Regions from separate parts of the Homo sapiens genome. Here region 1 is linked to region 2. A link is an interaction called in ENCODE POLR2A ChIA-PET data of the cell type or tissue named here. Cell type or tissue: PC-9. All regions are shown on one strand. Region 1 overlaps TESK2 (testis associated actin remodelling kinase 2). Region 2 has its middle 3.7 kb from the start of NASP.

Region 1 (5,000 bases), 140 kb after region 2:
GTACAGCTTGGTAAATGTGTTTGTGTTTTAAGCTAAGTGTTACTGTGAAAGAAGCAATTATATTTTTAAATTTCATTTTTTGTTGTTTTTGAGATAGACCTCACTCAGTCACCTAGTCTGGAGTGCAGTGGCACTATCTTGGCTCACTGCAGCCTTGAACTCCTGGGCTCAGGAGATCTTCTTGCTTCAGCCTCCTGAGTATCTGGGACTACTAGCATATTACCGTGCCTGGCTAATTTTTAAAATTATTTGTAGAGTTGAGGTCTCACTATGTTGCCCAGGCTGGTCTCTAACTCCTGGGCTTACATGATCCCCCTACCTTGGCTTCCCAAAGTACTGGGATTATAGGTGTGAACAACTGTACCTGGCTGAGGCCCCATTTTAAAAAATCACACTTAACACAAATTTATGTTTTCTTTCAAAGGATACCCCTTCTTTCTTTTTTAAACTAGCTGTTGTTTACTGATAAATGGAAAGCTTAAAAAATGGATTATGGAGGCAGGGGTATTTGGTTTTGCCCTGTACCTGCCTTAGGGAAGTTTGACTTTGTATATTTGCCAAGCCTGCTGATAGCTTTACCCTGGGCAGAACCTGACAGTCAAATAATTACTCTTTGATTGTACTGATTACCTACTGTTTGTATGCATTTTATAGTTCATTGTTTTCTAATTCTATCTTCGGTTACTTTCTTTTGCCTACTTTCTTGGTCCTATTTTTTTGTTCTTTCTCTAGGATCTGGAATGTTATTCTTATCTCAGTTTTTCCTAATATTTCATATTTTCTAATATATGCATTTAAGCTTTAATGTTTCCTCTTTTTTATTTTTATTTAAAATTTTTTTAGAGACGACAGGGTCTCTTTCTGTTGCCCAGGCTGGAGTGCAGTAGTACGATCATAGCTCCCTGGTGCTTCCAGCTCCTTGGCTCAAGGGATCCTCCTGCCTCAGCCTCCTGAGTAGCTAGGCCTACAGATGTGCAACAATATACCCAGCTAATTTTTTTGACTTTTTTGTAGAGATGGAGTCTCACTATGTTGCCCATGCTGGTTCAAACTCCTGGCCTCAAGTGATCCGCCTACCTTGGATATCTTGAGCTATCCTGGGCAGAATAGTGAGACCCTGTCTAAAAAAAAAAAAAAGGAAGTTTTTTTTCTTCTATGCTTTGAAACAGCTTAAGTGGTATTAAAATGATTTATTTCTTAAATATTTGGTAGAATTCCACTGTGAAATTCTGTGCCAAGTACTTGGAAAACTTTTCCTATTCTTCTAGGATAATTGGTCTACTTAAGTTTTTGTTTCTCCTGAGGACAATTTTTGTAAATTATATTTTACTAGAAAATTATAATTTCTTACAACTTTTCTAATATACTTGCAAAGAGCTGAGTAAAATTTGACCTTTAAAATTTTTTTTGTTATATACTTTTCAGATTAGTTGCAACTCTTAGAGTGTAGATCATAAGTCCTGCTATTAATTGTGTTTACTGGTACTTCTTCATGGTTTATTTATTTCTTGGAGACAGGGTCTTGCTCTGTCACCTAGTTTGCAGTGTGGTGATGTGATCATGGCTTAGTGTGGCCTTGACTTCCTGGGCTCAGGTGACCTTCCTGCCTCAGCCTCCCAAGTATCTGGGATCACAGGTGCATGCTGCCATGCCCACTGATTTTTTTTTTTTTTTTTTTTTTGGTAGAGACAGGGTCTCATTATGTTGCCCAGGCTGGTCTTGAATTCCTGGCCTCAAGTGATCCTCCCACCTCAGCCTCCCAAAGTGTTGGGATTACAAGTGTGAGCCACTGCACCTGGTCGTGGCTTTTTGTTTCTACTTTGAGTTTTAATTTTTTATTGAAAGCCCATCTTCAAGGGTAGATGTTTTTGTAATTGTCCAACTGGTTCTTCTTACCCATTTCCCAGAAAAGCCAATAAATTGAGAACAGCAGGAGTTGCAGCAGAGAAATAATTTAATAATCACAGAGCAAGCCAAGCAATGAGAATGAGAGCTATTTCTCAAGTCTATCTCCCCAAGAATTTAGAGGCTAGGGTTTTTCGAGGATAGTTTGGCAGGCAGGGGGCTAGGGATTGGGGAGTGCTGATTGGTTGGGTCAAGGTTGAGATCATAGTGGGTTGAAACTGCCTTCTTTCACTGAGTTAGTTACTAGATGGTGGTGGTTGGGGGTGTCACAAGACCAGTCAAGCTGGTTTCTCGTTATAGGTTGCCAATCCAGGTGGTGCCATCTGATGCATCAGAATGCAAGGTCCGAAAAATACTCAAACACCAGTCTTAGGTTTTGCAATAGTGATGTTATCTGTAGGAGCAATTGGGGAAGTTACAAATCTTGTGACCTCTGGCTGCATGACCCCTGAACCATAATTCTAACTGTGTGGCCAGTCTGTTAGTTTTATAAAGGCAGTTTCATCCCCAAGCAAGCAGGGGGTTAGTTTCCTGAAGGGACTGTTATCATCTTTGTTTTAAAGTTAAACCATGAGCTAAATTCCTCCCATAGTTAGCTTGGCTTATGCCCGGATATGGACAGGGACAGTTTAGCTTATGTGGTTAGAAGCAAGATGGAGTCAGCGATGTTAGATTTCTCTTACTGTTACAATTTTGCAAAAGCGGTTTCATTTTCCCTGGGAGTTATTTTATTCTAGGTTGTGGATATGTTCCAATATGGTGAACTAACTTTTGCCTCTGCTGGGGTCAAATAGATTCTGGATGTGAACCTAAATGCTTTATTTTTATTTATTGGCTCAGTCTTTCTGTACAGTGTGTGTGGTTCAAATCTGAATCCTAAACCTGAATCTCATAGTTGGCTGTTATTCCTCATTTGAGGCAATAGGGATAGCATTATCCCACTATGAATGCCTATTACAAAATAGAAGAAAGCTAGTTAAATGTATTTTGTGGTATTTTAGAAAGTAATTGTTTAATTTTATGGTGAAAACATTATCAATGGGAAAGGGGGGAATAGGTCTGTTTATTTTTGGTTGCATATAATATAGTCTGATACAGTATTTGGTAAACTACAGCCCTTGGACCAAAGTTTTAGAAATAAAGTTTTATTGGAACACATCTGTACTCATCGAGTACTTTGTAACAGAGACCATATGGCCCTCAAAGCCTTTTTTTTTTTTTTTTAATAGAGTCTCATTTTGTCACACAGGCTGGAGTGCAGTAGCATGATCATAACTCACTGTAACTTTGAACTCCTGAGCTCAAGGGATCCTCCCATCTTAGCTTCACAAGTAGATAGGACTGCAGGCATGTGCCACCACACCCGGCTAATTTTTAAATTTTTTTGTAGAGATAGTGTATCGCTATGTTGCCTAGGCTGGTGTCAAACTCCTGCCTCAAGCAATCCTCCCACCTTGGCCTCTCAAAGCATTGAGATTACGGGCATGAGCCACTGTACCTGGCCTTCAAAGCCTAAGATATTTACTGTTTTACCCTTTACAGAAAAAATTGCCGACTCCTGATCTAATAGCTGTAGTGCACCGGTAGGTGATGTTTAGTTTTATCTTTGATTACAAAGTACAGATGATTATCGAGCTTTAAAGGTCAGGTTAAATAAAAAGTATATCAGTGGTGATAAAAGGAAATATTTGACTTCTAGTGCAGGTAACTTAAGGACTTTTAGTTGTCCTAGATAGCAAAATAAAGATTGGTTGATGGATTACTTTACAATTAGAGTGTGGATTTATGTAGTTTATTTGTATGCCTTTTTTTTTTTTTTTTTTTTTTTTTTTGCGATGGATCTCGCTCTGCCACCCAGGCTGGAGTACAGTGGCGTGATCTTAACTCACTGCAAACTCCACCTTCCGGGTTCAAGCGATTATCCTGCCTCAGCCTCTCGAGTAGCTGGGACCACAGGCATGCACCACATGTTCGGCTAATTTTTTTTTTGTATTTTTTAGTAGAGATGGGGTTTTGCCATGTTGGCCAGGCTGGTCTCAAACTCTTGACCTCAAGCGATCCTCCTGCCTTGGTCTCCCAAAGTGTTGGGATTACAGGCATGAACCACCATGCCCGGCCAGTTTATTTGTCTTCCTTTAAAATAATTTAGTTTTGGAATTTAGGATCATCTGGTCATCCTTAAAAATAGACCTTAGTTGGCCGGGCACAGTGGTTCACGCCAGGTCTCAAGTGATCCCCCCACCTTGGCCACACAAAGTGCTGAGATTACAGAAAATCTCCTCTTTTAAGTGTGTTTAGCTTCTTAGAAATAATGAAAGTAGGCCGGATATGTTGGCTTACTCCTGTAATCCCAGAACTTTGCCAAGAAAGGCAGATCACCTGCGCTCAGGAGTTCAAGACCAGCCTGGCCAACATACTGAAACCCCGTCATTACTAAAAATACTAAAATTAGCCAGGTGCGATGGCACATGCCTGTAGTCCCAGCTACTTGGGAGGCTGAGGCAGGAGAATTGCTTGAACCCAGGAGGTGGAGGTTGCAGTAAGCCGAGATCACGCCACTGCACTCCAGCCTGGGTGATAGAGAGAGACTGTCTCAAAAAGAAAAAAGAAAATTGGAACGATTTGGATGTTAGTGAAATTTATTTAGGGAAGAACTGAAGTATGTGGAAGTGGAAGTGGCACATGTGTGTGCAGTTGTGAAAATAAAAGCAAATGGAATAATTGTGCCAGCTTCTACCCTCTAGTAAGTGGAAAAGCTTTTCAGCTGCAGCGTAGCAGTGGCCGACAACCTGTTTAATGTTTCAAATTAAGAGTGCTTCTGTTGAGGATGTCAAAAAGAAAAAAGAGTGGTTCTGTTGGGATACAGTAAAAGGCTCTTGCTTTCTTTTTATAATAGTCCTAGTTTTGTTTGGGAGTATAATTGGAAACTTCCTAGAAAGTCTCCTTCCTTGAAATCTTGTAAGAAAATGATTGTTCTAGTCTCATGAGATAATTCAAGTACACGTCATTACCCATGATGTAAGTCTGTTGGTATGTATTGTGAAAACTATAAAACCTGGAATCCCATCCCACAGCAAAGTATCAATGTAAATTTA
Region 2 (5,000 bases):
CAACATGGTGAAACCCCGTCTCTACTAAAAATACGAAAATTAGCCAGGTGTGGTGGCAGGCTCCTGTAATCCCAGCTACTCGGGAGGCTAAGGCAGGAGAATCACTTGAACCCGGGAGGCAAAGGTTGCAGTGAGCCGAGATCTCGCCACTGCACTGCAGCCTGGGCAACAGAGCGAGACTCCGTCTCAAAAAAAAAAAAAAGGGGAAGCTGTGACTTGTTCAGAAAGTTGCAAGACAAATCAGTTATGGAAAGCAGTGTGCCTCATTTCCTGCAAATGGCTGAGTGAAAAATAACTGGCAGGCTAAAAAGCTGCAATTCCTCACACCTGGAGTATCATCCATTCCTTTTCACCATGGCCCAGTCTACGCTGATCGGAGTAGGGGTTTTTATTTCCCTTTAGGTTCCAGCATATTGGGAAAGATTCCTGGAGAGGATTCTTATTCCAATCTGTCAAGGCTCGAAGAGGTTGAAATCTTTGGGGCTAGAGAGCTGGACGTGAAAATGCCAATTCCTATGGCAAACATACATGGGCTCTTCCATTATTAGCTAGGTGACGTGAGCCAGGTCACGTAACCCGGATTGTAATCGAGTAGCTGGGATTAAGGTTAAGTGTAAAATGAAGACATATTAGTAGCCACCGCTTAAGGACATTGTGAGAATTACAGGTAATTAGCACTGTGTAGAATTCACGCTAAGCACTCATTGAATGGCTACCACAGTCTGATGATGTGGTAAATGGAGGGTGTTGGGAGGGGAGATCTCTCCAAAGTCCTTGCAGCCAGGGCTAGGGCCTGAGAAAACCTCTGCAATTACTGGTGTGACCGATTCATCCATTAAATTAATATTCACTGAGCAACTTTGAGGTACAAGACTTTGTACTAGGTTCTGGGGACAAAAGACATGGACTCTACCTTGAGGAACTCAGAGAAATATATTTTAAAATATATTTTAGGCTGGGCGTGGTAGCAGGTGCCTGTTATCCCAGCACTTTGGGAGGCTGAGGCAGGCGGATCACTTGAAGTCAGGAGTTCGAGACCAGCTTAGCGAACATAGTGAAACACCATCTCTACTAAAAATACAAAAATTAGCCGGGAGTGGTGGCAGGCTCCTGTAATCCCAGCTACTTGGGAGGCTGAGGCAAGAGACCCACTTGAACCCAGGAGTTGGAGGTTGCAGTGAGCTGAGATTGCACTACTACACTCCAGCCTGGGCGATGGTGAGTCTCCATCTCAAAAAAAAATAAATAGCTGGATGCAGGCCGGGCGCGGTGGCTCACTCCTGTAATCCCAGCACTTTGGGAGGCCGAGGCGGGCAGATCACCTGAGGTCAGGAGTTTGAGACCAGCCTGGATCCCCTGGTGAAACCCCATCTCTACTAAAAATACAAAAATTAGGCAGGCGTGGTGGCAGGCGCCTGAAATCTCAGCTACTTCGGGAGGCTGAGGCAGGAGAATCGCTTGAACCTGGGAGGCAGTTTGCAGTGAGCCGACATCGTGCAACTGCACTCCAGCCTGGCAACAGAGCGAGACTTCATCTCAAAAAATAAATAAATAAAATAAAATGAATAGCTGGGCACAGTGGCTCACGCCTGTAATCCCAACACTTTGGGAGGCCAAGGCGGGTGCATCACACGGTCAGGAGATCAAGACCATCCTAGCCAACATGGTAAAAACCCATCTCTACTAAAAATTCAAAAATTAGCCGGACATGGTGGTGGGGGCCTGTAGTCCCAGCTACTCAGGAGGCTGAGGCAGGAGAATCACTTAAACCCAGGAGGTGGAGGTTGCAGTGAGCTGAGATCGCACCACTGTACTCCAGCCTGGGTGACAGAGTGAGACTCTGTCTCAAAAATAAATAAATAATAAATAAATAAAAATAAGGCCAGGCAGGGTGGCTCACGCCTGTAATCCCAGCACTTTGAGAGGCCGAGGCAGGCAGATCACCTGAGGTCAGGAGTTTGAGACCAGCCTGGCCAACATGGTGAAACCCCGTCTCTACTAAAAGTACAAAAATTAGCCGGGCATGGTGGTGGGCGCCTATAATCCTAGCTACTCAGGAGGCTAAGGCAGGAGAATCGCTTGAACCTAGGAGGCGGAGGTTGCAGTGAGTCGAGATTGCACCACTGCACTCCAGCCTGGGCAACAGAGTGAGATTCCATCTCAAAAAAACAAAAAATAAAAATTTTAAAAAATAAGTATATTTTAAATCCATGTACTTTTTAAATTTTTTTTGAGACAGAGTCTCACTCTGTCGCCCAGGCTGGAGTGTGCTGTCATGATCTCAGCTCACTGCAATCTCCACCTCCTGGGTTCAAGTGATTATCCTGCCTCAGCCTCCTGAGTAGCTAGCATTACAGGCGAGCACCACCGTGCACAGCTAATTTTTGTAGTTTTCGTAGAGATGGGGTTTCACCACGTTGGCCAGGCTGGTCTTGAACTCCCGACCTCAGCTGATCCACCCACCTTGGCCTCCCAAAGTGCTAGGATTACAGGCATAAGCCACCATGCCCGGCCTGTTTTCCTCATGTAACCCCAGGAATTAAAAGTCCTCAAAGGCCAATGGTCCAAATAGGAGATTGGCAAATGAAGGATCTTGTGGGGGCTGGGTTTTCTTCTGCCTGTCCGTGGAGTTATATACGTGTTGTGTGTGACGTCTATAGAAATAGCTCTAATTAATTGGCCTAAAGGAAGATAAGCACTTGGATCAAATATTTATTAAAGGGAAGATAGGCTGGGTGTGGTGGCTCACGCCTGTAATCCCAGCACTTTGGGAAGCCAAGGCGGGCGGATCACCTGAAGTCAGGAGTTCGAGACCAGCCTGACCAACATGGACATACCCCATCTCTACTAAAAATACAAAATTAGCCAGGCTTGGTGGCCCATGCCTGTAATCCCAGCTACTTGGGAAGCTGAGGCAGGAGACTCAGTTGAACCTGGGAGGTGGAGGTTGCGGTGAGCTGAGATTGTGCCATTGCACTCAAGCCTGGATAACAAGAGCGAAACTCCATCTCAAAAAAAATAAAAGGAAAGATAAAACCTGTGATACTTTTCAGTTCACCTGACTTTAATCTTTGAGAAATGAAAACAGCCTTAAAGATTATTGGTAAAAAGCCAATGTCATCAAAATATAAATAAGTGGACTGGGCCGAGTGCAGTGGCTCACGCCTGTAATCCCAGCACTTTGGGAGGCTGAGGTGAGCGGATTGCCTGAGCTCAGGAGTTCAAGACCAGCCTGGGCATCAGGGTGAAACCCCATCTCTACTAAAATACAAAAAATTAGCTGGGCATGGTGGCGTGCTCCTGTAGTCCCAGCTACTTAGGAGGCTGAGGCAGGAGAATTGCTTGAATCCAGGAGGCAGAGGTTGCAGTGAGTCGAGATCGTGCCACTGCACTGCATCCTGGGCAACAAAGCAAAACTTTGTCTTAAAAAAAAAAAAAATAGTTGGACTAAATTATGCAGGTCAGATACCAGGTTGGCTAAATGTTTTATGGTTATAAACTGCTTTTTGGTCTCTACTAAAAATACAAAAATTAGCTTGGCATTGTGGCAGGCACCTGTAGTCCCAGCTACTCGGGACTCTGAGACACAAGAATTGCTTGAACCGTGAGACAGAGGTTGCAGTGAGCTGGAATCATGCCACTGCACTCTAGCCTGGGTGATAGAGTGAGACTCCATCTCCATCTCAAAAAAAAAAAAATTAATCTTGCAAAGAAATTATCTGTGTGAACATATTGACTAAATTCAAAAGTGTATTGTATGATTTTTCTGTAAATTGAACATTGAAATAAAAGCACAATAAGGTACTCTTAAGGCACTAATCTGCTCTTTGGCAAAATTTGTAAAGGCTTATAAAAGGTTTTTTTTTTTTCTTTTTATGTTTCTGAGTCATTATTTTGGCAAAATAAATAATTTATTGTAATCTGGAATTCTATTTTAAGTGTTTCAAACCTCTAACATATTTAACAGGCTTTCCAAAATAAAACTTCAGTTTCAAAATTGTCTTTCCTGACACCTGGCTTTTCGAATACTTCAGAAGGGCCCCTAGAGTGTCCAGAAAAGAGAGCTAAACAGGATTATTTGAAACATTTAGGTACTTGATACTGTGTTCAATCTTCTTTAGGTTACATTTTGGTGAATAATACATGTTCCAAAATTGTATGGAATTTCTAAAATTCTAATGTCTGAGTATATGCTATCAATCATAATTAAGGTTGTTAAGTTTTTGTAAACCACGGAGATAATCAAACTTCTTTGTCAATTGTGCTTCTAACTGTAACTACACTGAACATTTTGTTATTCACAGACAATTGTTGTTTCGTTTTAATCCTTTTCAAAACAAGGTTTATAATAAGCTATAGAACTTTGACAGGTGCTCTCAAATACAGGTTTCTGATAACTTTGGAGATTGTGACATTGGAATAAAGGAAAAACGTACAGGACTCATGAAGAGCTAAAATGTTCACAAATATCAAGTAAAACAAGAGTTAACTGAATGTACTCAAGAAACTGAAGCAAACTTTTTAACTTTTGCTTGGAATATTGCTGATCCTTATTTTGTTTTTCAGAGTCAAGGAAACTTACTTTGAGCTATTTATGTCCTTTAATAAATTGAGTAAGGTATCCTCTTTTTTTTTTTTTTTTTGAGATGGAGTCTCGCTCTGTCTCCCAGGCTGGAGTGCAGTGGCACAATCTCAGCTCACTGCAAGCTCCGCCTCCCAGGTTCACACTGTTCTCCTGCCTCAGCCTCCCGAGTAGCTGGGACTACAGGCACCCGCCACCAGGCCTGGCTATTTTTTTTGTATTTTCAGTAGAGACGGGGTTTCACTGTGTTAGCCAGGATGGTCTCAATCTCCTGACCTTGTGATCCGCCAGCCTCGGCCTCCCAAAGTGCTGGGATTACAGGCATGAGGAGTAAGGTATACTCTTCTGAACAAAATCTGGAGCATGTTTTTTTTTTGTTTTGTTTTGTTTTGTTTTGTTTTTGAGACGAAGTCTCGCT

What was found. ChIA-PET counts read pairs that join two places held together with the same protein. Peaks named below come from ENCODE experiments on the same cell type or tissue, not always from the same donor. Only the 100,000 strongest peaks of a DNase experiment are listed, where the experiment ranks them.
Region 1: POLR2A ChIA-PET joins it to region 2 with 5 read pairs; 3 of 35 experiments call an interaction of 5 or more read pairs at or near these places.

Annotation. Positions count from the first base shown.
Region 1 is chr1:45,442,306-45,447,305 of GRCh38, reverse strand. The region is part of intron 2 of TESK2 (testis associated actin remodelling kinase 2); the gene reads left to right. Among named protein-coding and RNA genes, the nearest start is that of TESK2, 46 kb to the left of the region's middle. RefSeq lists a silencer at 3,641-3,870. In PC-9, no CTCF peak of the experiment used is centred here; DNase peaks (open chromatin) are centred at 2,285 and 4,935; H3K27ac peaks cover 898 bases.
Region 2 is chr1:45,577,877-45,582,876 of GRCh38, reverse strand. No RefSeq gene overlaps it. Among named protein-coding and RNA genes, the nearest start is that of NASP, 3.7 kb to the left of the region's middle. RefSeq lists an enhancer at 171-220. In PC-9, no CTCF peak of the experiment used is centred here; no DNase peak of the experiment used is centred here.